7 separate regions of the Homo sapiens genome follow, and all the other regions are linked to region 1. Evidence: chromatin loops called from intact Hi-C (ENCODE). Cell type or tissue: B cell. All regions are shown on one strand.

The links. Hi-C counts contacts between places; a loop is a spot of excess contacts. Peaks named below come from ENCODE experiments on the same cell type or tissue, not always from the same donor. Only the 100,000 strongest peaks of a DNase experiment are listed, where the experiment ranks them.
Region 2: it touches region 1 in a loop (28-fold over the local background); 77 of 110 quality-filtered maps call a loop at or near these places.
Region 3: it touches region 1 in a loop (8-fold over the local background); 29 of 110 quality-filtered maps call a loop at or near these places.
Region 4: it touches region 1 in a loop (13-fold over the local background); 29 of 110 quality-filtered maps call a loop at or near these places.
Region 5: a loop joins it to region 1, with 15 times the contacts of the local background. A loop is called at or near these places in 15 of 110 quality-filtered maps.
Region 6: it touches region 1 in a loop (22-fold over the local background); 30 of 110 quality-filtered maps call a loop at or near these places.
Region 7: a loop joins it to region 1, with 19 times the contacts of the local background. A loop is called at or near these places in 48 of 110 quality-filtered maps.

The regions. Positions count from the first base shown.
Region 1 is chr9:114,651,542-114,655,541 of GRCh38, reverse strand. No RefSeq gene overlaps it. Among named protein-coding and RNA genes, the nearest start is that of TEX53, 4.3 kb to the left of the region's middle. RefSeq lists enhancers at 1,729-1,808, 1,819-1,868, 1,696-2,202. In B cell, CTCF peaks have their summits at 1,619 and 1,821 (motif pointing right); a DNase peak (open chromatin) is centred at 1,831; H3K27ac peaks cover 1,843 bases.
Region 2 is chr9:114,485,585-114,489,584 of GRCh38, reverse strand. The region is part of intron 1 of WHRN (whirlin); the gene reads left to right. Among named protein-coding and RNA genes, the nearest start is that of WHRN, 18 kb to the left of the region's middle. RefSeq lists an enhancer at 833-892. In B cell, CTCF peaks have their summits at 1,599 and 1,801 (motif pointing left); a DNase peak (open chromatin) is centred at 1,804.
Region 3 is chr9:114,585,500-114,589,499 of GRCh38, reverse strand. ATP6V1G1 (ATPase H+ transporting V1 subunit G1) reads right to left here and starts at 1,731. Exons shown (of 3, transcript NM_004888.4): 1 at 1,580-1,731. The coding sequence starts at 1,661. RefSeq lists enhancers at 1,296-1,805, 1,916-1,995, 1,634-2,452, 2,453-3,272. In B cell, no CTCF peak of the experiment used is centred here; DNase peaks (open chromatin) are centred at 419, 1,019 and 1,789; H3K4me3 peaks cover 2,470 bases; H3K27ac peaks cover 2,495 bases.
Region 4 is chr9:114,590,821-114,594,820 of GRCh38, reverse strand. It overlaps ATP6V1G1 (ATPase H+ transporting V1 subunit G1), which reads right to left. Exons shown (of 3, transcript NM_004888.4): 2 at 2,169-2,269. Among named protein-coding and RNA genes, the nearest start is that of ATP6V1G1, 5.1 kb to the right of the region's middle. In B cell, CTCF peaks have their summits at 2,017 and 2,216 (motif pointing left); DNase peaks (open chromatin) are centred at 2,210 and 3,367; H3K4me3 peaks cover 2,194 bases; H3K27ac peaks cover 4,000 bases.
Region 5 is chr9:114,536,079-114,540,078 of GRCh38, reverse strand. No RefSeq gene overlaps it. Among named protein-coding and RNA genes, the nearest start is that of WHRN, 33 kb to the right of the region's middle. In B cell, CTCF peaks have their summits at 1,431 and 1,634; a DNase peak (open chromatin) is centred at 1,638; H3K27ac peaks cover 419 bases.
Region 6 is chr9:114,337,385-114,341,384 of GRCh38, reverse strand. The region is part of intron 21 of AKNA (AT-hook transcription factor); the gene reads left to right. Among named protein-coding and RNA genes, the nearest start is that of ORM2, 9.5 kb to the right of the region's middle. In B cell, a CTCF peak has its summit at 2,080 (motif pointing left); DNase peaks (open chromatin) are centred at 844 and 2,104; H3K27ac peaks cover 2,117 bases.
Region 7 is chr9:114,433,389-114,437,388 of GRCh38, reverse strand. The region is part of intron 3 of WHRN (whirlin); the gene reads left to right. Among named protein-coding and RNA genes, the nearest start is that of AKNA, 47 kb to the right of the region's middle. RefSeq lists enhancers at 2,376-2,495, 2,061-2,560. In B cell, CTCF peaks have their summits at 2,243 and 2,442; a DNase peak (open chromatin) is centred at 2,428.

The DNA of each region.
Region 1 (4,000 bases):
GAAAAGGAGCTGAACTCTATCTTGAAAATAATGGGAAGCCACAGGTGAGTTTTAAGCAACAAAGTGACACAGCCTGATTTCCAACTTTTGTACTATGAACAGTGCCTTAGTCTGTTCAGACTACTAAAATAAGATACCATAACCGGGTGACTTACAAACAACAGAAGTTTATTTCTCACAGTTTTGGAGGCTGGGAAGTCCAAGATCAAAACTCCAGCAGCATCAGTGTCTGGTGAGGGCCTGTTCCTCATAGAGGGCGCTTCTTGCTGTGTTCTCACATAGCAGAAGGGGCAAGGGGTCTCTCTCAGGCTCTTTCATAAGGGCACTAATCTCAATCGTGAGGGCTCTGCTCTCATGACCTAATCCTCCTAAACCTCCCAAAGACCACAATTCTTATACCATCACCTTGGGAGTTAAGATTTCAACACATGAATTTGGGGGAACATTAACATTCAGACCATAACAAACAAGGCGAGTTGGAAGACAACACTTTTTTTGTTTGTTTGTCTGTTTGTCTGAGACGGAGTCTTGCTCTGTCACCCAGCCTGGAGGGCAGTGGCATGATCTTGGCTGGCTGCAACCTCCACCTCCCAGGTTCAAGGATTCTCCTGCCTCAGCCTCCCAAGTAGCTACAGGAAAGTGCCACCACACCCAGCTAATTTTTTTTTTTAATTTTTTTTTTGAGACGGAGTTTCTCTTTCGTTGCCCAGGCTGGAGTGCAATGGCACACTTTCGGCTCACAGCAACCTCTGCCTCCCGGGTTCAAGCGATTCTCCTGCCTCAGCCTCCTGAGTAGCTGGGATTACAGGCACCCTCCACCATGCCTGGCTAATTTTGTATTTTTAGTAGAGACAGGGTTTCTCCATGTTGATCAGGCTGGTCTCCAACTCCTGACCTCAGGTGATCCGCCCGCCTCAGCCTCCCAAAACGCTGGGATTACAGGCGTGAGCTACCGCGCCCGGCCTAATTTTTGTATTTTTAGTAGAGACGGGGTTTTGCCATTTTGTTCAGGCTGGTCTTAAACTCCTGACCTCAGGTGATCCGCCCATCTCAACCTCCCAAAGTCCTGGGATTACAGGCGTGAGCCACTACACCCGGCCAGAAGACAATTTATTAATTAGCACTCCTTATGCCTTCCCCACCTCAGAAAAGAGAAGAATAAAGGAATATGATGTCTATGCCATGGCAATGTGGAGTAAAATTCATACCTTCAATGAAAAGCCCATCCTGGCTATAATGTGAAGGATGGATTTTGTTTTGTTTTGTTTTGTTTTTTGAGACGGAGTCTCGCTCTGTCATCCAGGCTGGAGTGCAGTGGTGCGATCTCAGCTCACTGCAACCTCCACCTCTCGGGTTCAAGCGATTCTCCTGCCTCAGCCTCCCAAGTAGCTAGGACTACAGGCGCATGCCACCACGATTTGAGTGTAATAGTAATCACAATAGACAGCCTGGTTCCTTGCTTACTCTGTGCCAGATCCTCTTCCAAGTGCTTCATAAATATCAACCCAATCAGCACAATAACCCAACAAGGTTAGAACTGTTACTACCTGATTTTACAGATTAGGGAAGTGAGACACAGGTTAAATAAATCTTTTAAGGTTTACACTAACTCACATTAAGTGCCAGAGCTAAGACTTTAACTCAAGAAACCCAACTGCAGAGTCCACACTCTTAACAACTTGGTTATGCGGCCCCTCGATAATGGTAGAATGACATTCAGTTATTACTCTGGACCCCAAATTTACTGTTCATCGCCTGCTCTTCAAAAATGGAGCTGGCCCTTTAAATATTTTTCTTTTGGTAGTTGGTGCAATGCTAGGCTCTGTCAGGAGGGGGAGCTAGAGACATTGGAGGAGGAAGAGGCCTTCCTTTCTGGTTGTGCTGGGCTCATCTTAACAGCACAGAGCTCACAGCTTCTCCAACATCACCCTCCCGCAGTGCAGGCAACTTTTCCAGAACAGGAATCCTGCAGAGGATGGTGGTCAGTAGCACTTGGCAACTAGCAGCTTCTCCTAGTGCCCCCACAAATAGGTGTGCCTCTAATCAGACACTGTTCCATGACAGCTTTCCCTGGCACCCAAGGGCAGACTTCTAGAACATTCTCCCAGACTTCTCTGCCATTGTGAGGCACAGCCATGCCCTTCCCAGCAACATCTGGATCTCAGCTGGGGATAGAGCCTGGGGGTGTTCTTTCTTAGTTCTAGGGGTGCTGGCTGCTCCTTATGTCCATTATTCCTATATTCTTTAAAGCTCTCCTGACTTCTTACCACTCCTTCATTACTCCAATCCCCTGTTCTAGTTAGTACTTATATTAATCTTCTCATATTCAAATTGTTATGTGGTTTCTGTCTCCCAAGTGGATCATGACTAATGCAGAAATCAAATTAAGAGGCTGGGCTTATGTCTGTGGCCCCAGAAATACAGGAGGCAGAGGCAGGAGTATCACTTGAGGCCAGGAGTTTGAGATCAGCCTGGGCAACACAGCAAGACCCGATCTCTACCAAAACAAAACAAAACAAATTAAGCGACTGCCTAGGCAATCAGGACAGACAGTGATACAGGCCTAAAGTAGGGCAGCAGCAGTCAGGATGAATAAGAGGACCTTGAGTCATATTTCTCAGGCAAAGCTGGCCAATTCTAACTCAGAACCATACAGGAAAGAAGATTCTAGGGAATGAGGTCCTTGTGGTATTGAGGCCAAGTTGACAACAACAGCAGATCACTTAATTTTGGGCTATTCCAAGCTGGAGGGGCCTATGGGACATCCAGATGACCATATTAAGAAGGTTGGCAATATTTAGCAGGAAAAGGTAAAAGAACTATAGCTGGAAGGAAGCAGAGAGGCCTACAACATGTGTGTGGAGTTGTCAGCTCACTGCATCGTGGCACCTCTTCCCCATGGGATGAGACCCCACTGGCATCTGTTGGGTGAAGATACAGTTCACTTTCCCGGACCTCATGTCCAGAGTCCTCTTCCACTGCCCATTCTCATACTGTATCCCCTGGACCCACCCTCTTACCCAGATTCCCCTTGTCCTATGCATTCCTCACCTCCTCTCATGCGAAGGTCCCACTTTCCTTCCCCAGCAAACCCCATATTCCTTATTTCTTGGACTGCTTTCTGCAACAACTGTAGCAGGTGCTTTACACAAAAAAGATGCTCCTTAAATGTCACTTCCTGCTTTGATAATTTAGAAACTCCTTCACAGAAGGGATGCAAAGAAGCCTCCATCCTGTGACTTTTTTAAAGGGCTCTCAGCCACAGGGTGACATCTTTCTTTGAAGGATTTTCAAATAGTAACAATAAAAATAATCATGGAAACCACAGCTGGATTTACTTCTGATCATGGTAAACTAGCTTGTATCAGACCAACCCTCCTGCTGACAGCAGTTTAAAAGCAATTGTTCTTTTTTCTTAAATGTGTTTGAATGCATCAGAGAGATATCAACATAGTCAGGACACGAGGGGCCAAGATGCTGAAGAGAAAAGTAGAGAGAGGAGATGAGCACCGAAGCCTTCTTATCCCCTTGAGGCACCTGCCGAGTCCTAAGCAGAGTCCAAGTAGCTGAAAAGTTGAGTAGAGCTTTCAGAAGTCTCACAGCGGCCAGGCGTGGGGGCTCACGCCTGTAATCCCAGCACTTTGGGAGGCCGAGACAGGTGGATCACAAGGTCAGGAGATCAAGACCATCCTGGCTAACACAGTGAAACCCCGTCTCTACTAAAAATACAAAAAATTAGCCGCGTGTGGTGGTGGGCGCCTGTAGTCCCAGCTACTGGGGAGGCTGAGGCAGGAGAATGGCGTGGACCTGGGAGGCGGAGCTTGCAGTGAGCCAAGATCATGCCACTGCACTCCAGCCTGGGAGACAGAGCGAGTCTCTGTCTCAAAAAAAAAAAAAAAAAAAAAAAATGTCTCACAGCTTGGGGTAACAAAAATTGGAGGTTTAGGACTCACCATGAAAGAGGAGTCCTGGTTTTATAAACACACACACACACGTTTTC
Region 2 (4,000 bases), 170 kb after region 1:
AAAGCACTTCATTAAAAAGGTAGAGGAATCAGAAGTGATCTTGGAAAGTGTGTGTGTGTGTGTGTGTGCACGCGTGTGTGCGTGTGTGTGTGTACGTGTGTGTGCGTGTGTGTGTGTGTGTATGTGTGTGTGGTGCCTTTGATAGGAACAGTATTTATATTGAAATTGAATTCTGAGCCCCCTAGCAACCAAGGCAAAAGGAGAAATTAATGGATTATTTCCATTCTACTAGAGAAATCATTGGTAACTTCAGGAGAGGTAAATTTCCTTATTGGTGTTCAATTCCAAGAAGAAAGCATCCTTTCATTTCTTCACTGTCTCTTTATGTGGAATCTCTTACCATCTCCTATGTTTTCTATTTATTGATACATCTCTGATCAAGCCACAACAATTTCTTGCCTTCCTGGTCAACTGAGAAGAGTGTAGATAATAAAATAATCATTTGCATAAGTAAGTATGTTGAGATATGTACTTTCAGGGACAGAGCATCACGTGCAAAGGCCTGAAGTGGAGAAGAGCTTGGAGTACTTGATCCTATAAGACAGCTCAGGTGGCAGGGCAGGAGATGAGGCTGGCCAGGCATCAGGACCAGGCGCACAGGCCCAAGATGCACTGTGGGGAGTTTTATAGCAGAAGCAATGGGGAGAGTTTGGGGCAGGGAAGGGTCAGAGTCCACGTATGTTTTATAAGGATTCTCTGGTTGCTCTGCAGTGACTGGGCTGAGAGAGGAGGCTGGGAAGCTGTTGCAGTTAGTGGTCCCTGTAAGAGGTAATTAACACAGATGAAAATGGTACAGATGGAAGGAGCTTGGAAGACAGAGTGCTAATTAGGGTTTTACTTTCTCATGACATTAAAATAAGCTACTGGGGCAGAGTCCGCATCACCAATTTCTGTCCTCCCTCAAAGCAGGGCTAAATGGGAAGGGACTTTCCAGTCCATGTGGCTGGACACAGCACCTGCTCGGGGTTCAAGACCCTAAGGGACTTTCTTTTGTTTACATCCTGTGAGGCCCATGTCCTTTTTAAAAACCCTCCCCTGTCTGTCTTGGGCCAAGGTGTAGGATTGGCCTGGTGTTTAAGGGGGTGTGAATCCCCTTAAACTGCTGGTGAGAGGGCAATGGAGAGAAGCGAGGAGAGAGGTATAAAAGCCCTGCCTTTTATCTTCTGTGACCGTGCATAGACACTTCACCACCTAGAATCGCTTTCCTCATCTGTGCAGTGGGAAGAATAAAATGTGGCATCATCGCTGTAATTTTGCTGTTACTAATGCTACCCACTATTTGCCAAGCACCTCCTGTGCGCCCTGCCCAGTGCAAGATGCTTTATGCACATTTTCTCATTGGCCCTCATTCAGTTTACATGACAGCTCCATGAGCATAGGCGTTATGGCCCCTTTTAATAGGTGGGAACACTGAGGCCAGAGAAGTTAAGTAACTTGTCTGAAGTCTCATAGCTAGGAAGGGGTTGAACACTGTTTGAGAATGGCTTTCTAGCAACTGTACCTTCCACTGGAAAACACTTTTGAGGGAGTTCGCACCCTAAGACACCACCAGGTTACCGTTTTCATTTTGGTGCTTTGCAGTGCTTTAGGGCCCAAGATTTAGCCCCCAGATGATTGGAAGATAGAGCCAAGATCTGCCTAAACTGGGAGCTTTTTGGAAACTGTGGAAGAAAGCACGAAGGAGTGTGGATCTCTCCACCAGAGTGAGCACTCCCTTGGGAGAAGGACATTGCGAGGCCTCCACCCAGCCCTGTCCACATTGTCAGGGGAATTCAGGTCCTCTGTAGGCCCAGATGGCATAGTGCTTCCCCCTGCAGGTAGATACAGGAACTACAAAAGGGATAAGGCATGCCCCAGGGGACACTGGCAAGGAAATGTGATTGTCTGTGAATAAAGACTCACTGCCTATGGCTTCAGGAATTCCATTTTTCTCTAGTTTAGGGAATTAGATGCATGAATGCCCCAAGATGGCACATACAAGGATGTTCATCGCAGGTGATGGTGCTAGCAAAAAATGAGAAACACCCTAAATGTCCATTGATAGGAGAATGAGAATTCGGTAGTGGTGAGTCCCTTCCAGGGAATGGGATGGAGTATTGGAAGAGATGAGCTTTATGTCATTGAACTGGTAAGAAAAGATCTTCAAAATACATTTTTAGTGGAAAAAAAGATGGAGCAGAAAATGTTCAGTTGTGAGTTGATTTATGTAATCAGATGATAAGCTTGTATATGTATATATACGTGTTTATAAAGTACAAGAGCAAGTCAGGAAGGGCAGACATCAACACATATCAGTCGTTACCATGGGTGGTGGGTTGAGACTTCCACTCTGGGTTCTGGGTACTGAGTTCTCTACAGTACCCAGAATTTCTTGTTAGACAAAAAAAAAAAAAAAATTTTTTTTTGGTATCTCTTACCTAGGTTCCAGGTGCTAAACCTTTTATATATATATTGACTAATTTAATAATCAGAACTACCCTGTGAGATAATACCTCTGTTATCTCTTTCACTCTCGCTCTCTTTTTTTTTTTTGGTATCTCTTACCTAGGTTCCAGGTGCTAAACACTATATATATTATATATATATATATATATATATATATATATATATATATATATATATATACACACACACACACACACAACACACACACACACTCTACACACACACACACACTCTACACACACACACACACACACTAATTTAATCATCAGAACTACCCTGTGAGATAATACCTATGTTATTTCTCTCTTTTTTTTTTTTTTTTTTTGCCTGGGAAGCTGGGGCACAGATTGGGTAAGTAACTTGCCCAAGGTTACTGTTGGCAGGTGGCAGAGCTAGGATGGAATTCCCACAGCCTACCTCCAGGGCTGTGGCTCTTAACCACACTTTCTTCACTTGTCTCTCCAAATTCCATGTGTATCTAATGTGTCTATGCTCACATTAAAGTGGAGAAGTGTGGACTGCCTGACTACTGATCTGAAAGAGCACTGCTCTGTGTCCTAATTTGAACAGATTCCTGAGGCTGTCTGGCATATAGAAAACTCATTGAATATCTTGTTCAACGATGAATGAATGGATGGTTGGCTAAACGAGTGAAAAGGAGCAGGGAGAGGTTCTAAAGGAAACAGAACATGTAATGTGCCTCAAGGAACTTGTCTTGTAGTCTTAAAGACAAGATCACGAATGTGACTCAGAGCCTGTGGTATAGACGGCAGCACAATCACAGAAGTGTGCTGGATGCTCTTGGAGGACAGAGTCAGCCACAATCTGGGAAGCTTTTCTGGAGGTCGTGGGAAAGGAGCTGAGTGTTGAAGGCAGCGCAGATACGAGGAAATGTGGATTAAAGAAGGATGTTTCTTAAAAAGAAGAAAGTTGGGGGACACGTGTTTGTGTCCATATAGATTCGAGGTTTAGAGAATTTCTGGGACCTCTGTTTGGGAGAAGGAACTGGCAGCCTCAGGAAGGGAATTAGCATGCATTTAGTACCTACCATGTGCTAGGTACTGTATACGCAGTTTACAGTTTCTTAAATCTTTTCAACAGTTGCTTTTAATTTTATTATTATTTTGAGACAGAATCTTGCGATGTTGCCCCAGCTGGAGTGCAGTGGCTCGATCATAGCTCACCGTAGTCTCGATCTTTTGGGCTCAAGCAAACCTCCCAACTCAGCCTCCTGAGTAGCTAGGACTGCAGGTGCACACCATTATGCCTGGATAATTTTAAATTTTAAAAAAAAAATTTTTTTTGTGGCGTCTCACCATGTTGTCCAGGCTACTCTTGAACTCCTGGCCTCAAGTAATCCTCCTGCCTCTGTCCCCCAAAGTGCTGGGGTTGCAGGCCTGAGCTGCTGTGCCCAGGCAACAATTGATATTTATATACTTATTTATTTAGAGACGGAGTCTCGCTCTGTAGCTCAGGCTGTAGTGCAGTGGTGCAATCTTGGCTCATGGTAACCTCCGCCTCCTGGGGTCAAGCAATTCTTCTGCCTCAGCCTCCT
Region 3 (4,000 bases), 66 kb after region 1:
ATGTCAGATAGAATAACTCCTATACTAGGAGAAACACCAAGGAATTACTAAGATCAGTATCTTCGCCTTGCATGGAAAAAGAGGCTTCTGAGTCCCAACTATGTTGCTTCCCAGGGTATGGATAAATCATTTCTCTCTGAGCCTCATTTTTACTATCTGTAAAATAGGGATAGAAGCATCTTTCTCACCAGACGGGAAACTGGATACATAAAGTTAAATGAGACATAGTTTCTGTTCTCCAGAAGCTTAGTCTAGTGACTGAGCCATATAAACAAACAGGTTATTGCACGGCAGTGGCAGAAATCAGCACTTGGGAGGGACTCCAAGCCTAGTCCGGGGGACAAGCATGAGTCAGGAAAGGCTTCCCGGGAAGAAGTGTTTCCTAAATTGAGGTCTGATGGAAGACTAAGGGTCAGAGAACAAAGGGGAGGAGAATTGGAAAAGGCTTCTCACGTCAGAAGAAACAGCGTGTGCAAAAACCTGCAGGTGAAAGACATCATGCTGCTTCTGAGGGACCACAACGATTCAGTATAGCTGGAGGAAAGCACCAGGCCTGACCCACAAGAGCCTCCCCAACTTCATTAAGGAATTTGAGCTTTCTTCTGCAGGAACTAAACGTCTGACTACAAAGGCGGTAGGGAAATCATATCTGCACTTATTTATTTATTTTGTTCCTTACCAGCAGGAAGTCACATATTTGCATTTTAGAAGGATGACTGATTGCAGAGAGGAGAATGGATTGACTGGAGGGGACCAGAACGGGTTCTTCCACTCCCCAGTCTAGATTAAACTCACCTGTTAAATTCTTTAGCAACCTTACATTTCTCCACTCCAGCCCTCATCTCTCCTGCAATTAATTAACTGACCCAATACCTGCTTCCTTCACTGCGACACTGAATGCCACGTTAGGGGAGACAACTGATGCACTGGGCACTGCGCTTGCCACATATTAGACAGAAACACACACACACACACACACACACACACACTGCGCTTGCCACATGTTAGAAACACACACACACTGCGCTTGCCACATATCAGAAACACACACACGCACACACGCCAACGATTTAGACAACTACAGTACCTTTAGAGAAACTGGTGTCCTGGACTAAGACGCTGGTAGTAGACATGGGGGAAAAAGTGAAAGATACGCAAGCCTTGGCGACTGACTAAATGAGGGAGGGAGAAGAGGCAAGCAGGACTCCAGGTTTCTAGACCAAGCAACTGTGTGGATGCTGGCTCCCTTCACCGAGACTGACCACCCCAGAGCGGTTAAGTGGGAGAGAAGAAGAACAAAGAGCTCCGTTTGGAGAGCCCATTTCACATGCCTCCAGGCCCCAAGGACGGTAACCCATTATTGTTTCCACGCCCAATTTACCATCTCACATCGTGGCTTCCAGGCGATCCGCAAGCCTTCCAGAGCCTCAGCTCCTCAAAGCTTCGAAACACACAACCTTCCGCGACTATACGCACGCCCGCACCCCGCAGTTTTTCGGGCCTAATCTACCCACCACCTGAGGCCCAGCGGTCTTTCTTCGACTCGCGCCACGCCGGGCAGCCCCACCCTGAAACTCACTTTTGCGGGCCTCGGACACCTTCTCGGCTGCCCGCTTCTCGGCCTGCAGCAGCTGCTGAATCCCCTGAGACTGACTAGCCATGGCGGCAGCGATTCTGAGAGCAAGGCAAGCGGCCTAAGGCACCTCGAAGGCCCCTTGGGTCAGCTGACACAGCCGCCCACAATCTGCGCTTGCTCCTTGCGCCTGCGCTTCGCCCCCGTTGTCACGTGACCGCACAGCGTAGCATCAGCTGACCGCTCTTGAACTTCTGTGATTCGGCAGAAATGGGGCGGGGCGGGGCTGAGGAGAAAGGAGCGGAGCTCCTCGACTGCGCCTGTGCAGTCTACTGCGCAGTACTGCCCTCTACTCCTCTGTCCGCTCCCTGGCCTCTTTTAATGGCTACCCTGTCGCTGGTTCACTCTGTAGCCGCCCTGCCACGTATAGTGTCTGTTTGCAGTATGCTCAACGTCAAGAGAGGAGGGGCCAAGTCAAATCACTTTCCTCCTACTCTCCACACTGCTCTACTCACTCCCTTTCTGGGACTTTCTTTGGCACTCAAAATTTTATCGGGGTAGTTCAGGAAGATTCTTGCCAGTTCCGGGGATAGAGTCTTGGGTTGCCAGTTAGGAGACTCGGGATCAAGTCTGCCGCTAACCTGTGTGATTTTGGACAGGTCGCTATCCTTTTCTGAACCCGAGTTCAGGAATGGACTGGACTGTTTCCCATAAATATTTGATGAAAGCCTGCTGTGATCCTAGTCCACTGTTGATATTGAGGACATAGCAGAGAGCAGGGCAAACAAGGTCCCGGCGGAGCTCACAGTTTATGGACACAGACAGATTAATTAAAATAAATAGACAATTACAAACTGTGATAAAGTCATGAAGGAAAAATGCAGGGTGCCGTAAGAAGGAACCTTTAGTAAGGGGAGAGGAATATGGAGGTGTCTCTGAATGCTGTACCAAGGAAGTGGTGTTTAAGATCTGAAGGCCAGGCGCAGTGGCTCACGAGCCTGTAATCCCAGCACTTTGAGAGGCCGAGGCGGGTGGATCACTTCAGGTGAGGAGTTCGAGACCAGCCTGGCCGACGTGGTGAAACCCCGTCTTTACTAAAAATACAAAAATTAGCCGGGCGTGGTGGCGCGCGCCTGTAATCGCAGCTACTCAGTAGGCTGAGGCACGAGAATCGCTTGAACCCGGGAGGCGGAGGCTGCAGTGAGCCGAGATCGTGACGCTGCACTGCAGCCAGGGCGACAGAGCAAGACTGTCTCAAAAAAATTAAAATTAAAAAATTAAAATAGGCCAATCGCGGTGGCTCACGCCTATAATCCCAGCACTTTGGGAGGCTGAGGCCGGCGGATCACGAGATCAGGAATTTGAGACCAGCCTGACCAATGTGGTGAAACCTGGTCTCTACTAAAAATACAAAAATCCGGGCATGGTGGCGCGCGCCTGTAATCCCAGCTACTCAGGAGGCTGAGGTAGGAGAATCGCCTGAACCTGGGAGCTGAGGTTGCAGTGAGCCGAGATCGTGTCACTACACTCCAGCCTGGGTGACAGAGCAGACTCCATCTCAAAAATAAATAAGTAAATAAATAATAAAAATTCTCAAAAAATAAAATAAGATCTGAAGAATAAGAAGTTACCCAGGAAAGGATAGTGGGGGATGGAGGCGGTGGGAGATGATTAGGGGAAAAGGACCAGCGTGTGCGGAGTTGGGGAGGGGGTCAACTTGGCACGGAGACATCTCCCCATCCACCGTGAATAGGGAAATAGGAAGCCATGGTTTGAGTTTACAGTATGACGGGCCCTTGTCATCGCTTCACTCACTCCTCACATTAACTTTGATACTGTTACTAATTCCATTTTATATTGACCAAACTGAAGCTCAGAGAGTCGCAAAGTCTCTGAGCCAAAAGTCATGCCCCTATTAACACACAGACAGGGTATTTGAATCCAGTCAGGGCTGCAGAGTAAAACCTCTGAGCTACTGCTTTTCTGCCGGAATCCTCTGGGCTGAGGAAAGGACCAGGTGACCTCTTAGAGTCCACTGAGTGCTGAGAACATAAAATAATGCCAGAATTTTTCTTGATACAAAGATTCTTCACTCCAGGAGCTGGATTCATGGCTCAGGACATTTTCATTTGATTGACGTGGTGGGGTTGGAAAGAACAGAATTTCTATCCTTTTCTGATGTGAGAAACAGGACTGGAAAGAGTTTTGAAGATAAAACAGAATAGAGCACATGGGCCCACATGTCTCCTGCCTGAGTTACTATATTCCTTAAAGGATAAATTACACTAATCCTTGCCTCTTTTACACATAAGATAACATCTGACAGAGTTAGTGATTATACTTCTGCAAATGTACCTTATTTCTTTTTCTTTTTTCTTTTTTTTTTTTTCTTTAGATATTCTGTAGCCCAGGCTGGAGTGCAGTGGC
Region 4 (4,000 bases), 61 kb after region 1:
TGTGCTTTACAGTGCAATACCAGTACCATCTCTATAATCAACTACAGCACAGAATGTAAGAATATGAGGGCACATGTCATTGGGACCTCCTAGGCCTGTGCCACGAAAAAGAAAAAAGAATGTAAAAATATGAAGATGGGCCAGGCGTGGTGGCTCACGCCTGTAATCCCAGCATTTTGGGAGGCCAAGGTAGGCAGATCACAAGGTCAGGAGTTCAAGACCAGCCTGGCCAACACAGTGAAACCCCCGTCTCTTCTAAAAATACAAAAATTAGCCGGGCATGGTGGCGCACACCTGCAGTCTCAGCTACTTGGGAGGCTGAGGCAGGAGAATCATTTGAACCTGGGAGGTGGAGGTCGTAGTGAACTGAGATGACGCCACTGCGCTCCAGCCTGGGTGACAGAGCAAGACTACATCTCGGACAGGAAAAAAAAAAAAAAAGGGGCGGGGGGCGCTGGGCGCGGTGGCTCACACCTGTCATCCTAGCACTCTGGGAGGCCGGGGCAGGCAGATCACCTGCGGTCGGGAGTTCAAGACAAGCCTGACCAACAAGGAGAAACCCCATCTCTACTAAAAATACAAATTTAGCCGGATGTGGTGGCGCATGCCTGCAATTTCAGCTACTCGGGAGGTTGAGGTGGAAGAATCGCTAGAACCTGGGAGGCAGAGGTTGCAGTGAGCCGAGATCATGCCATTGCACTCCAGCCTGGGCAACAAGAGCAAAACTCCCCGTCTCAGAAAAAAAAAAAAAAAAATGAAGATGATGGCTGCCCTGACACAAGGGTATTTCTACATTGTTTTATGAGCAGCCTGACAACTTACAGCACCTATCAGCCCCAGTTCAAGAATCAAAGAAACATGTTAAGTTTTATTTGTATTTGTCTTATTTTTTTGTAGAGACAGGGTCTTGGTTTATTGCCCAGGCTGGTTTTGAACTTGTGGCTTCAAGCAATCCTCCCACCTCAGCCTCCCAAAGTATTGGGATTACAGGTGTGAGTCACTATGCCCAGCCACGTTTTAATGGCACTGTAATTGCCAAGAACAAAGATGATCCAGCACTTTGGGAGGTTGAGATGTGAGGATCACTTGAGGCCAGGAGTTCGAGACCAGCCAAGGCAACACAGCAAGACCCTATCTCTACAAAAACAAAAAAAAAATTAGCTGAGCATGATGGATCATGCCTACAGTCCTAGCTACTCAGAAGGCTGGGCAGGGGAGGATCGCTTAAGCCTAGAAGCTCCAGGTCACCGTGAGCTATGATCACACCACTGCACTAAAGCCTGAATGATAGAGTGTGACTCTGTCTCTTAAAAAGAAAAAATAAAAAATTGATCAAAATTTTTGCTACTTAATGCAAGGAGGGAGGTATGTGCCTTTACTCACTGGACTTGGGCCTGGAAGTGTGTATGCTGGAACTACTAGAGGCCACAGTGTAGAACTTGAGAATGATACAAAGCCAAACACAGAGGTGAGAGAAAGTCCTGAGCATATTATTTAAGCTCTTGGGTTTTTAATTATATAGGCCAATACATCCCATTTAGAATCAGTTTTAATTATATTTTGTTACCTGCACCCAAGAGTCCTGATAGTTTCTTTTCTCTGTGAGGCCCTTATCCATCCTTTCCCCTTTCCACAATTGTCCCTGCCTCCTCTATGCTTTCTGTGATCTGTTTTTGTACTATTATTGTATGCACCATAGTATAGCCTACATCACTGGTAAATGTCTGTACTATATACAATATACTAAAGTGGGGCTCCATTTGATTTATGTTTATGACCGTCACAGCATTTTTCAGTAGTAGCTCTGCATGATTTGCACTGTATTACTGAGTCTCCCTGACCACTGGATGGTAAGCTACACTCCATGAGGGAAGGGACCATGTCTATTCCTGGTCACAACTGATCCCTAGCATCTAGCACAGTACCTGGCGCATGTTAACTGCTTAACAGATACGTGTTAAATGAGTGAATAAATGAAAATTAGAAATCAATATGAATGGAAAAACTGATCATCCTAAAAGACAGATGCCTGAGCAGCCAATAAAACACACAGCTACCACATTTTCAAACTTCGACCAGGATCTCTGAGCTATGCTGGATATTCTGAAAGCCTTGGCGGGACAGGGGATCAGAAACTAAAGCAGTAACAAAAACAAATGGTGCCCCACCGCAGCTTCCTTGGCCTTGAATTCTTTCTCCCTCTGCAGGCGGTACTGTTCAATTTCAGCCTGAGCTTCTTCTTTGGCCTGCTTCAGCCTCCGGTTCTTTCCTGTTTTCAAAGGAGAGAGCTATATCAGGAAGTGGTTAAAAGTAGAAAAGCAAGCAGAGACAAGATGGTATATTATAACAATAAGCCAAGAATAAATTATGACACAGTCCGAAGAGATGTGCATGGGAAAGAGGGAATTCAGAGCTAACAAACAGTACAGGTTCCTCCCTCCTATAGGCTGTACTTAACTAGGAAGTGACAAGACAAAAATGAATACCTTCTGTAACTACAGCCCATTAAAAAGATGGAAAAAAATTGTAGAATGTGTCAGAATATTCTCTCAATCTCAACTATTAAGAACCAACATAAAATGAGTAACATTAACCATCTAGGGAACTCTTCTCCAGAAGTAAACACCTTAAGTATGCTGCTGATTAAAGGTGCAACCCTACTCAGATGCTTAGCAAGAAGGCTAATAAGCTCGCAAGGGACAGCAACATATAATGTAACTAATGAACCAACTATATAATGTAACACTGGAAACTAAAAGCAGTCCCTGTCACAAGGAAGTAAGGACAGTGGTGACTGAGAAGGAATGCTGAATGAGGAGTACTGGACAGTAAGACTGCACAAGTGGCTGAGAGAAGAGGAGACACAGGTATTTTGGTTTCTAGAAGTGAGTGGCTTAACATACAGCTGGAAAAAATCTCTAGGTTTGGTCAGAGTCTACATGAAAACAGACCACAAGGACAGCCAACATATAATCTCTGCTTTGAGTCTCCGCTCACCAATAAAAAAAAAAAAAGAGAGGTTCTAGACCATCAACCTATTTATTTGAGAGCAAAAGACATCCTGCATCTAAAATTAAGCTTTGTTATACAACACTGTACATCATTGTATACCAACTGTCTAGAGTCCACGCGAATGAGTGAAAATGAACTTAACCTTCCACATCCTGATTCAGAACAGAACTTTGGACCTGTAATGAAATGACCCCATGACATCAACATTCCCTGATGCTAGTCTGAAACAATTAACAGGTCTCTCTCTCAAAACTCCAAGAACTATTTCTGCAAGTCCACATTCACTCCAGTATTATTTCTGGCCTACTACTGTCTGCTTCGGCCACCTGTACCCCAATCCTTCACATGCTATCTTCCCATCAGCTATAATGGGCTGTATTTCAAAGCTAAAGATACTTTCGAAACCAACAATCTATAAATAACACTCATGGCCTGAACATTATGCAGTAGCTCCGCATGATTTCACAAGACATCACCTCCCAACTCCCATGGCTCCCTGCATTTATAACTCAGGATAATACCATTTACTGCCTTTGGCAAACATCTTCAACATTCAATTTTGACAGGGGCCTCTAAAAATCAAAAATATTTAAACAGAAAATCGTATTTCTCTTAAATCTTGTTCTTCTTGGGCCTTACATATGGGAGCCAGTGTTTTGTTTCACTCCAATGAAATATGCCATTAACACAAACTTTTTTAAAATTTTAAGGTCCACGCCGGGCGCGCTGGCTCACGCCTGTAATCCCAGCACTTTGAGAGGCCAAGGTGAGCAGATCACAAGGTCAGGAGTTCGAGACCAACCTGGCCACTATGGTGAAACCCTGTCTCTACTAAAAACACAAAAACTAGCCGGGCATGGTGGCAGGCACCTGTAGTCCCAGCTACTCGGGCGGCTGAGGCAGAAGAATCGCTTGAACCTGGGAGGCAGAGATTGTAGTGAGCCGAGATCACGCCACTGCCCTCCTGCCTGGGGGCGACAGAGCGAGA
Region 5 (4,000 bases), 120 kb after region 1:
TATTTAGTTTTTTTCAAGCCTCAAAACATCAGTTGCTTCATCTGAAAAAAAAATGTAGGGGAAGGGTGTAAAAACACGGAGCTTACTGAGTCGTTGTAAAGAGATGAGAGAGAAGAAAGGGCTCTGAAACTGTTAAGTGCTGCCTGCATGCTGGTCTATTAGTCTCCATTCGAAGTGCCTATTTCTTTAAAACAGGCAGGGGCTGCATTCCAAGTGCCCAGCAAGCTCTTGCTTTCACAAAGATGCATTGGCAATTACTGAGAGTCCTGTTCTCTTCTAGGCATTTACAAATTGATTTGTTCCCATGTCATCAGGTATAGAAGGTAAGCAGCTGAGTAATAATGCATGGGTGAGGATAGGGAGTCCAGAATGGGCTTTATTTCTGGAGGAAGAGGTGTGGAGTGAGGAGGAGGTAGCCAGACCCCCTTGGGAGAGCAGAGGCTGTGTGCATGGTGTCCAAAGCATTCAAATAAACAGCAAAATCTTGGTGCATGTGACAGAAAGAACACTGGATTTGGAGTAAAAGAGACATGGCTATAAATTTCAGCTCTGTCACTTAATAGTGACATTGGAGAGGTCACATCATCCCTTGGATTCTCACTCTTTCATCTATAAAATGGGAATGATAATATGTACCTTGCATAAATAAAGTAGTGCTTGAGTGTTTAGCATGTGGAGGCAGACTGCTATTTATTAGATATATGACCTTGGAGAACCTGTTTTGTTTGTCTGTTTTTGAAACTTTTTTTTTCAGGGTCTCACTCTGTCACCCAGGCTGAAGGGTAGTGGCACAATCCTAGCTCACTGCAGCCTCAAACTCCTGGGCTCAAGCAATCTTCCTACCTCAGCCTCCAAATAGCTATAGATATGCACCACCATGCCTAGCTAATTTCTTTAAAAAATGTTGTAGACATCGGGACTCATTATGTTGCCCAGGCTGGTCTTGAACCCCTGGGCTCAAGCAATCCTTATTTATTTAGAGATGGTGTCTCATTCTGTCGCCCAGTCTGGAGTGCAGTGGTGCAATCTCATCTCGCTGCAACCTCTGCCTCCTGGGTTCCAGCGAGTCTCCTGCCTCAGCCTCCCAGGTAGCTGGGATTACAGGCATGTGTCACCACGCCCAGCTAATTTTTGTATTTTTAGTAGAGACAGGGTTTCACCATGTTGGCCAGGCTGGTCTCGAACTCCTGACCTCAGGTGATCTGCCCACCTTGGCCTCCCAAAGTGTTAGGATTACAGATGTGAGCCACTGCGCCCGGCATCTGGGGCCTTTTTTATAAGGACATTGATCCTATTTGTGAGGGTAGAGCCCTCATGATCTAGTCACATCCCAAAGGCCTCACCTCCTCATATCACTCATTGGTAAATCAGTTTTCAAAGTAGGAATTTTGCAGGGGCACACAACGTTCAGACCATAGCAATATGGTCAGCGTCTTCTTTAATATTGTGCTGCTGAAACACAATACCTGAGACTGGGTAATTTATTAAGAACAGAACTTTAATTTCTCACAGTTCTGGAAGCTGAGGAGTCCAAGATCAAGATGCCAGCAGGTTCACTTGTCAGGTGAGGGCTACACCCTCTGGAGGAGTGGAACGCTATGTCCTCACGTGGCAGAAAGCAGAAGCGCAAGTGAGCTGAACACTACAGGAAGCCTCTTTGATAAGAGTCATAATCCCATCTACAAGGGAGGAGCTCACGGCCTAATCACTTCTCAGTGGCGCCACCTCCTAATACTACCACACTGGGCATTAGGTTTTCACACCTGAGTTTTGGAGAGGACACATTCAAACCATAGCAATCAGGATTTTAAATCTTAGACATTGTAGTAGGAGTGTAGTGGTGTCTCATTTTAGTTTTAATTTGCATTTGCTTAATAGCTGATGAGGTTGAGTAGATTTTCATGTTCACATTTGCCATCTGTATTTCTTCTTTAGTGAAGCAGTTGTTCAAATCCTTCATTCATTTTAAACATTTGAGTTTTAATTTTCTTTTTGAGTGTTCTTTATGTATTCTGACTGTAGGTCCTTTATCAGATATGTGATTTGCAAATATTTTCTCCCAGTCTGTGGCATATCTTTTTATGCTTTAAGAATGTCTTTCAACAAGCAGAAATTCTAACTTTTCGTGAACACCAATTTATCATTTTTTAAAAGAATCGTGCATTTGGTATTACAGTTAAGAAATCTTTTCCTGCCTAAGATAAGTGCATTAATTTCTTAGGGTTCTCTGTAACAAAGAACCATAAATCAGGTGGCTTAAAACAATAGAAATTAATTCTCTCATGGTTCTGGAGGCTCTAACGGAGAAACTGCTCCATAACTCTCCCCTAGCTCCTGGTGGTTATCTGCAATCCTTGGCATTTCTTGGCTTATACACCCGTTACTCCAATCTCTGCCTCTATATTCACATGGCATTCTCCCTGTGTGTCTTGTGTCTCTTCTTATATGGACATCAGCCATATTGGATTAAGCACCCACTCTACTCCAGTATGATTTCATCTTAATTTAACTAATTACATCTGCAATGGCCCAATATCAAATAAAGTCACATTCTGAAGTTCTGAGAAGAACATGATTTTGGGGAGTACACTACTCAATCCAATACAATAAGAAACAAAAATTTTCTCCCATGTTTTCTTCCAAAAATTATGTAGTTTTAGGTTTTATATTTAGGTCTATAGTTCACTTTGAGTTAATTTTGGTATACTGTATGAGGTATGGATTGAAGTTCATCACTTTTCATATATATATATTTGTTCCAGGAACATTTGCTGAAAAGATGACCCTTTCTCTACCAAATTGCCTCCGCACTTTTGTCAAAAATCAATTAACTGTATATAGGTGCCAGTTTCTGTGCTTTCTGTTTCATTGATTTGTCTGTCTTTATATCAGTGTCACTCTGTTTTGATTACTATAGCTTTGTAAATGTTGAAGTCAGGTAGTGTAAGTTCTCTAACTTTGTTCTTCATTTAAAAAGTTGTTTTGCTATTCTTGGTGCTTTGTATTTCTATATGAATTTTAGAGTAAGCCTGTCAATTTGTAAATTTAAAAAAATAAGAGATTTTTTACTGGGGTTGAATTGAACCTGCAGATCAATTTTGGCGAAAATTGGCATGTTAATATGGAGTCTTCTGATCCATGAACATAGTACAGCTTTCTTTTTTTTAAGTCTTTAGTTTCTCTTGGCAATGCTTACATTGTATGAATCTTACATATTTTTTAATCAGGTTTGTCTTTATTTCATATTTTATGATATTGTAACAGTAATTTTAAAAATTCAATTTCTTGAGCTGGGTGCAGTGGTTCACACATACAATCTCAGCACTTTGAGAGGCCAAGGTGGACAAGTCACTTGAGTCTAGGAGATCAAGACTAGCCTGGATAACATGGAGAAACCCTGTCTCTACAAAAAAAAAAAAAAAAAAAAAAAAAAAAAAAAAATCAGTTTCTCACAGTTGATTGCTAATATGTAGAAATACCATTGACTTTTGTATATTGATCTTGTATTCTGCAACCTTGGTAAACTCATTAGTTCTATAGCTTTTTGGTAGAAAAAAACTTTTTTAGTTAAAAATCCGTGGAATTTTCTACTTAAACAATCATGATGTTTGTCAGTAAAGACAGTTTTAATTCTCCCTTTCCAATCTGACCCCCTATTATTTTTAGCCTTATTGCACTGGCTAGAACAATGTTGGGTAGAAGTGAAGAGACTTACTTGTCTTATTTGTAGTATTATCAGAAAAAAATGTTTCCTTCCTTCCTTCCTTCCTTCCTTCCTTCCTTCCTTTTCTTCCCTTTCCTTCCTTCCTTCCCCCCTCCTTCCCTCCTTTCTCTCCTTCCTTCCTTCCTTTCTTGCTTTCTTGCCTTCTTTTGACCCACTTTGTTGTCCATACTGAAGTGCAGTGGCTCAATCATGCCTTACTGGAGCCTAGAACTCTTGGGCTCAAGCAATTCACCCCTCTGAGTGGCTGGGATTACAGGTGTGCATCATCACACCCAG
Region 6 (4,000 bases), 310 kb after region 1:
CATATAGTCACTCAACAAAGCCAACACTCATATAGGCACTCAACAAACCCATGTACCAAGGAGAGTGCTCGGCCCTGGGACCCAGCAGTGAAGGGGACTAGCAAGAGGGCCCTGCCCTCTGGGAGCTTATAACTTTGTGGAGACTGAGAATCCTAACCATCTTCCATTTTCCTTATGGGTTTTCTCCGCAAGTAAGTGATGAGCACTGGGTTTTTTTTAATAGACTTTATTTTTTAGGACAGTTTTAGATTTATAGGGAAATTGAGCAGATAGTCCAGAGAGATTCCCACAATCCTCCTCACTCCTGCACAAACAGTTTCCCCTATTATTAATATCTTACAATAATGTGGCACATTGGCCACGTTAGTGAAGCAATATCCATACATTATTGGTAACTGAAGTTCGTAGTTCCTTCAGGCCGTTTTCCTCCAAAGTCCTGTCTCTGTTCCAGGATCCCATCCACGATCCCATGTGGTATGCGATTGCCATGCCTCCTTACGCCCCCTCGGCTGTGACAGATCCTCAGACCTTCCTTGTTTTTGATGACCTGGACATCTCTGGGGAGTCCTGGTCGGGAATATTGTAGGACTTTTTGCACAGATTCTGGACGTAACATCAGTCAAGCCAGGAGAGGCAGGGCAGCCGAGACAGAAGTGGCTTGGGTTTGGAGTTGGCCAGAGCTACCGTGGAGTCCCATCTGCCCCCTAGTAGCACTGTGGCCTTGGCAAACTAACTTCCTCTCAGAGCCTCCACTTCCCCATCTGTTAAATGGAGGAAGAGTCTCAACCACGTACTTAATCCTGTGCGTGAGGATTAAGTGTGGCACGTGGCAGGAACCAAATGAGAAGTGTGTGGAGTTTGTGGTGCCATTTGGTCACGTGCTCATTGCTGAGCAAACAGTAGCTTCGCCATCACAGAGAATGTTGCTATTGCTCAGTGTTGTCACTAGTAGGAAGAAGAAGGAGTAAAAGTGGGTTCAACATGATAGGATTGTGCAGGGACAAAAGCCCAGTCCCCAGAAGTAGGAAACCTGTCTTCTTGTCTCAGCTGTCAGCAGCTACTTCTCTGCCTGCTTCCCCTGCTGTGAAATGAGTCGATTGGGACTGGATGTCTTCAGTGGCTGTGTTGCCAGAAGCCTGGGTGTGTAGGCAGTGAGGGCCTGCGTCACTGTGAGGGCTGGTGCTTGGTGGAGCAGGGACCCAAGGCGCCATCCAGCCCTGGTCCTCTATTCGGGGACCAGGCCTATAAATGTGCTTTTAAAAATTTTTTATGTATATGTGTTTTCTGAGACAGGGTCTGGCTTTGTCGCCCAGGCTGGAGTGCAGTGGCGCCATCTTGGCTCACTGCAACCCCCATCTCCAAGATTCAAGCTATTCTCATGCCTCCTCCTCTCAAGTAGCTGGGAATACAATAGTGTGCCACCACACCCGGCTAATTTTTTTGGTATTTTTGGTAGAGATGGGTTTCGCCATGTTGGCCAGGCTGGTCTTGACCTCCTGGCCTCAGGTGATCTGCCCGCATTGGCCTCCCAAAGCACTGGCATTACAAGGTGTAGCCACCGCGCCCGGTATGTAAATTTGCTTTCTTGCTGCCCTCTCAGCTGAGTCTAAGCAAGTCGCTAAGGAATCTTCCACTCCAGCAGAGATGAGAACCAATGCTGCATGCTCAGACCTCCAGCAGACACGGGGGAAAGCGCCTGCCAGTGTTCCAACTCATTGATCGGGAAAGGTTTTGCCCAGAATTTGGTGACCCCACGGTAGCCATGGAGTCTTTACTTCTCCTGAGGCCCCATTTCACATTCTTCCAGGCTCAGGCCTGTGGGCAGAACTCACCAGGTTGCTGTTTCCAACTCAGGATGGGCGGGTTATACCTATGCCTCAGTTTCCTTCTCTGCGAAATGGGTTGTGCTGAGGATTGAATGAATTAATGCATGGAAAGCCCATAGTACATAGAAGTTGCCAATAATGATGGTGCTTCTAATGCTGCTAGAATTTGCGCTGGTGACACCCTGAAATTTCTCCAGCTGCTGGTCAGCAGGACTGAACGGGCCCAGTGGTTGAGACCAGTGTAGTTTGGAAAGCGGAGTGGGCCTGTGCTGCCCCCTGCTGGGCAGCCGTCCCATAGCCCCTGCAGCCGAGACTTTCCAGCCCAGAGGGACTTTTTCAGTGTTGGCCCTAGGGAGAGTTTTGGGTAACTTTCAGGCCAAGTTGGTCATCAAATTAACAGAAGGTGGGGGTGTATGAAAACCCAGCCCAGACAGTCCCTACTTTTACAATGGTTCGATTTATGATTTTTCGACTTTACAGCGGGTTTATAGGGGCATAACCCCATCGTAATTTGAGGAGCCTCTGTAGTTACTTACACCAGACGGTCCCTAGAGGAGGGAGTGCAGGCTGCTGTTTTGGGGATGCAAGAAGCCCGTTCATACAGTTCAGATTATTTTATCAGCATCTGCTGCTTGCCAATTAGCACACATTAGATATGTGGGGAGAGTCGGGCCCAGGTGTGAACCCATGGCTGCCCCTTCCAGCTGTCTGACTCTGGGTCTTAGGAGCTCACGTTTATGGAGCACTTACCGGAGCCAGGCAGTGCCAGCTTTTTACCTGAATTTTCCATCAGCTCTAAGCTGAGAGGTTGCTAACTGTGGTCGTTTTAGGTGGGAAAACAGAGGCCTTGCAAAGTGACTTAGCTTGTCCAGAGTCCCATGAGTAGCCCAGCAGAATGACTGGGATTTGGGGCAGGGCTCCAGGGCCTGAGCTGCTAAGGCTGGTGCATTCTACTGCCTCCTGAATCACTTAGCTTCTCTGAGCTCCGCTTTGCTCATCTGTAAAATAAAGATAAAGGCACCAACTGGTACATGGGTACCAAAGATGAGGATGCCAGCCCTGGGCTAGGCACTGGGTTTAACTGTTGGAGGAACTGTCAGACTGTTTTCCACAGTGGCTCCACCATTTACATTCCCACCAGCAGTGCTGAGGATTCCAGTTTCTCCACATTCTTGTCAACACTTGTTGCTATCTGTCCTTTTTGATGTTAGAGGGTGTGCAGTGGTTTCACTTTGCATTTCCTGATGGCTAAGGATATGCATCTTTTCATGTACGTATTGTCCATTTGAATAGCTCCTTTGGAGAAATGTCTGTTTGGATCATCTGTTTCTACACACTGTATAACAATGCAAGTTAGACAGCAGGGGCTCAGGAATAAAGCCAGAGTTTACAGTGTGCCAAGCAAGATGCCAATGAATGACTCTGCTGCGTCCTCCTAAACTTATTCCTGATTTAGGTCCATGCTTCTTTATCTCCCTCCTCCACCACACACACCCTTTATTTAACAGTGCTGAGGCCACACCCCCTCTTGCCCACTGCTGGTTTCCTTGAACCCTAAACTTAGTGGCCCTGATGGATGCCATTGTCACCTCTTAGGGAAATCCGTGCTTCATCTCAATGGGCTTGTCAGCCCATTCCCACAGCACTTTAAAACAACACCTCACATTCCTATAGGACTGGGCTAGGAAGGATGCTCTTCTACCCACTTCCCAGGACATGGGGCCAGACCCTCCCACTCCTGCAGAATCCCTATTATTATTATTATTACTATTATTAATTATTAATTATTGCCTTTCTCCAGCACCCCTTGCTTGGCAAATGGAACCCCCAGATATTCTTCCATGAGGGGGTTTTGCTATCAAGCCTAGGGTGATCCTGGCCTCCCCAAGATCCGGCTCCAAGAAGATTGCAGGAGTCCATGTTTTCTTGTCCCACTGTAACCCCAGAGCCTGGCACGCTGGCTGGCATGTACTAGATGGGCAGTAAATCAGATGAACAGGTAGATTGAACTTCCTGTCCTTGAACACCTGTTCTGGGTCAGGCACTCATGTTGTTATCTTCCTTCATCTTTCTAAGAAATCCCTGGATGTGTGCCCATTATTCCCATTTTAGAGGTAAAGAAACTGAGACCCAGAGAGTAGGAGCCACTGGCCCAGCTGGGATTTAGAAGGGGG
Region 7 (4,000 bases), 220 kb after region 1:
TTATTAATCCTTTCTTTTATTGAATTTGAGTCAGGTTACATGTTTCCTTATGCCCAGGGTATAGATGAACTTATCTATTTTTTCTCTTAATGCCTATAAATACATTTTTCCTTTAGACCTCTGATCTGTTTGGCATTTAGTCTTATAGAGGGCATGATTTATCTTTTTCTAAATAGCTACTCATTTATCCTACTACTGCATATTAAAAAGTCTGTCTTTGTCACAGTGATTTGTAGTGCCACCTTTATCATACACTAAAATGTTGTGTGTCCTTGGGCCTATTTCTAGTCTGTTTCACCGCCTGTCTGTCTACTCATGAGTCAGTGCTACACTGGTGTAATTACGGAGGATTTAGAGCAGGCTTTAGTGTCTGGTAGCTTCTCTAGTAGCTTTTCTGTATCAGGGTTTCTCATAGCCATTCGTGCATTTTATACTTTTAGATTTTAAAAATTGTTTTTATTTTTAAATAGCAAAAAGTTTTTTATTTTTCATTATATTTAAATAATAAAATTATTTTATGTTTTAAAATTGATTTATTTATTTTATTTATTTGGTTTTTTGAGATGGAGTCTTGCTCTGTCACCCAGGCTGGAGTGCAGTGGCGCAATCTCGGCTCACTACAGCCTCTGCCTCCCAGGTTCAAGCCATTCTCCTGCCTCAGCCTCCCAAGTAGCTGGGATTACAGGTGCCTACCACCATGCCCGGCTAATTTTTGTATTTTTGGTAGAGACGGGGTTTCACCATGTTGGCCAGGCTGGTCTCGAACACCTGATCTCAGGTGATCCACCCACCTCGGCCCCACAAGGTGCTGGGATTACAGGCATGAGCCACTGCGCCGGACCAATAGATTTATTTTTTTAGAGCAGCTTTAGGTTTACAGAAAAATTGAGTGGGAACTACAGAGTTCCCATTATACCTCCTCTGCCCCAACCCGTCCCCAACACATTTTCCCCTATTATTAACATTTCGTATTAGTGTACAAGGGGTACATTTGTTACAGTTGATGAGCAAATATGGATAATATTTTTATTAGTCCATACTTTATATAAGGGTTCACAGTTCATTGGATTTTGATCAATACATAATGTCATGTATCAAACATTATAGTGTAATACAGAAGAGTATCACCCCTCTAAAAATCCTCTGTGCTCTACTTCTCATCCTTCCCTGAGCCTCAGGCAACCACTGATCTTTACAGTGTCTCTATCAGTTTGCCTGTTTCAGAATATCACATAGTTGGAACCATGCAGTGTGTAGCCTTTTCAGACTGGCTTCCTCCCCTTAGCAGTATGCATTTAAGGCTTTTCCCTGTGCATTTTTATTTTTCCCCATGAATTTTTGCTGACTTTTCTAACAAAAGCTTGTTGATGTTTTTGTTGGGATAATGTTAAATACATAAGTGAGCTGAGAGAGAGCCGATGTCTGGATAATGCTGAACCCTTTCCAAGAAAAGGGGATATTTTATTTGTTGAGTAATTTTGAGTGTTTTAGAGTGTTTTAGAAGTGTGTGAAGTTTTCTTCATATAGGTGTTGTTAACATTTCTTGTTAAGTTTATTCCTTGGTAGTTTTTTCTCTTCTGTTGCTACTATAAATGAGGTTTCCCCTTCCTTCCATCTTATCTTCCAGCTGGTCACTGTTTGTGTCTGTGAAGGCTGTGGACTTGAGCTTGAGAACTTGATTCTTGCAGGTCTACAGAGCAGCTTGAAGCAGGTGGTAGACTGGATTCTGGTCCAGCTTTGCCCCAACTGCCCAGGAAGCCTTGGACCAGTGACACCCCTCCTCTACCTCTCACCCTAGTTTTCTTTCTTTCAGAATGAGGGGCTGGATTAAATGTACACCATTTCCCAGAGTGTGATTCCTGTAAAAACAAAACTGATTTGTGTTTTTACCTCTTTGTCTTCCCTTTGATTGTAAAAATCAAATGCTCCTTCCCTGCTGCAGCCTGTAGAGCTGGGCTGCATGTACCCAGCCTCCCTACATGCCCTGGCCTTGTCAAATGCAACCTTTACATAAATGGGAAATGTCTCCGGCCTGTCTGCAGGAACCAGAATGGGGAGGGGACTAGCTTGTTTGTATGCCTGCTCATCCATTTATTTAATTGTTTATTCATTCATTCATGGATTCCGTCAGGCATTTGTCAGGTGTTTCCCATGTGCCATTCAAGGGGGTGCAGCGCACTGACTTTGAACTCTCTGTCTGTAGTCTAGTACGATCTCAAACTGTGGGGAGTGAGTGCTGCACGGTGCCCTGGGCGAGGGGGATTAGTGATATCTGCCTTGGAGCTGGAGAAGGCTTCTTGGAGGAGGTGTCATTGGAGCCAAGACCTGGACGTTCAGTAGGTGTTATCCAGGTGAGGAATGAAGGGAAATACGTTTTGGGCAGAGGAACAATGGTCTGGTCTCCAAGGTCTGGAGTGGGGAAAGGGCTCCATCTGTTGAGTGAACTGAGAGATGGCAAGTATGGTTGGATCGGAAAAAAAGCAGTAGGGGAGGAAGGTGCGAGATTGGTTCGGATGCTAATGCCCCTCTCAGGGTAGGCAGAGGAGCTTGGAAGCTACTGGGGCATTTTAAAGGAGGGTGTGACGAGATCAGGTTTGCAGTTTAAATGAATCTGTCTTCTACATAAGGAAAGTATCGGGCAAGGTGGTGAAAGTAGAAGCAGGGAGGCCCCTTAGGAGGCTGTGGTAATGGTCCAGGTGAGAGACAAGGACAGCTGGGATCCGAGTGGAGTTAGTGAAGATGGAGGGTCCTTTTGGAAGGGAAAGTAAAATGCATTGGGCTTGATGATAGATCCAGTGGGTTTGGAATTTTAGGATTGAGCAATGAGATGAGGAGCCCCGGAGAAGGACCAGGCTTGGAGGAAAGGTCAGGGGTTTGATCTGGGGCTGTGTTTAGGCTTGTTCAGGATGGTGGCCATTAGTCACATGTGGCTAGTGAAGTGGAACTTGTGTGACTGGGGGAGTGAATTTTTAATTTTATTGTAATTTAAATGTAAATAATAGTTGTTGGACAGCCTAGTTATAGAACATTTCCATTATTGCAGGTCTGGGTCTCAGAATAGCAATTGGTTTGGCTTCAAATCCCACTCTGCTACTTGCTTGCTGGGTGTCCTTGGGCAAGTAGCTTCACCTCTCTGAGCCTCACTGCTGTCATCTATGAAACACGGACCCTTCCATGTCTCAGGCGGTGCCTATTAAGTTTAGAGCTAAACTGTACAAGGTAGCTGGCCTAAGCAAGGCACTTGGGGTTGGTAATTGTTATTCTTTCTGTGTTTGACCTCTGTAATTTCTCTGTTTACTTTGGAAGCCAGATTTTCCTTTGGGAAGAACTCAGGTTTGACCTTGACTCAGAGTACGACCTTGGGCAAGTTCTTTCCCCTTTCTGGCCTCAGTTTTGATTGATGGCTGGGTTAGAGCAGGCCTTCATTGAGGCTTCCTGTGTGGTGAATAGAGTAAGCAGGTACTAACAACGGATCTGCCAATGTCAGAAGAGAGAACCGGAAGGAAGCATAGACCATATTGGGAGTCAGTGTGCATTAGCCTTGCCGGGTCCATCCACAGCATTTCTGGTTAGGTTCTGCCTTGTGAGAGCTCTAAACCAGAGAGGGTTGGGTGAAGAGCTCACCCAGACCCAGCCCATACCCTGAGCTTGCTCCAGGAACTGTCTTAGCAATTACCTGCATCTTTTTATTTTCTTTTTCAAAATATGGACAAGCTTTACTGACTTTTGAACTGTTGGGAAAAACTAATGTCTCATTAAAACTGTATTGCTTACTTGTAATGAAAGAAAAAAAAACAGCCCATTAAAGTTTTACACCTGACATGGAAAACTATTAAAGATTCATAATTGCAATAAAACTCTTTAATAGAATTTGAATTTTCCTTGTGATAATGCTGTAGCCAACAGGGACCTCCCTTGAAGCCGCAAGATCCATTTTAACACAGGCTTGGGAGGGTGCTGAAGGCAACTCTGAAATCGGCTTCTTTCGGGCCCTTCCCAG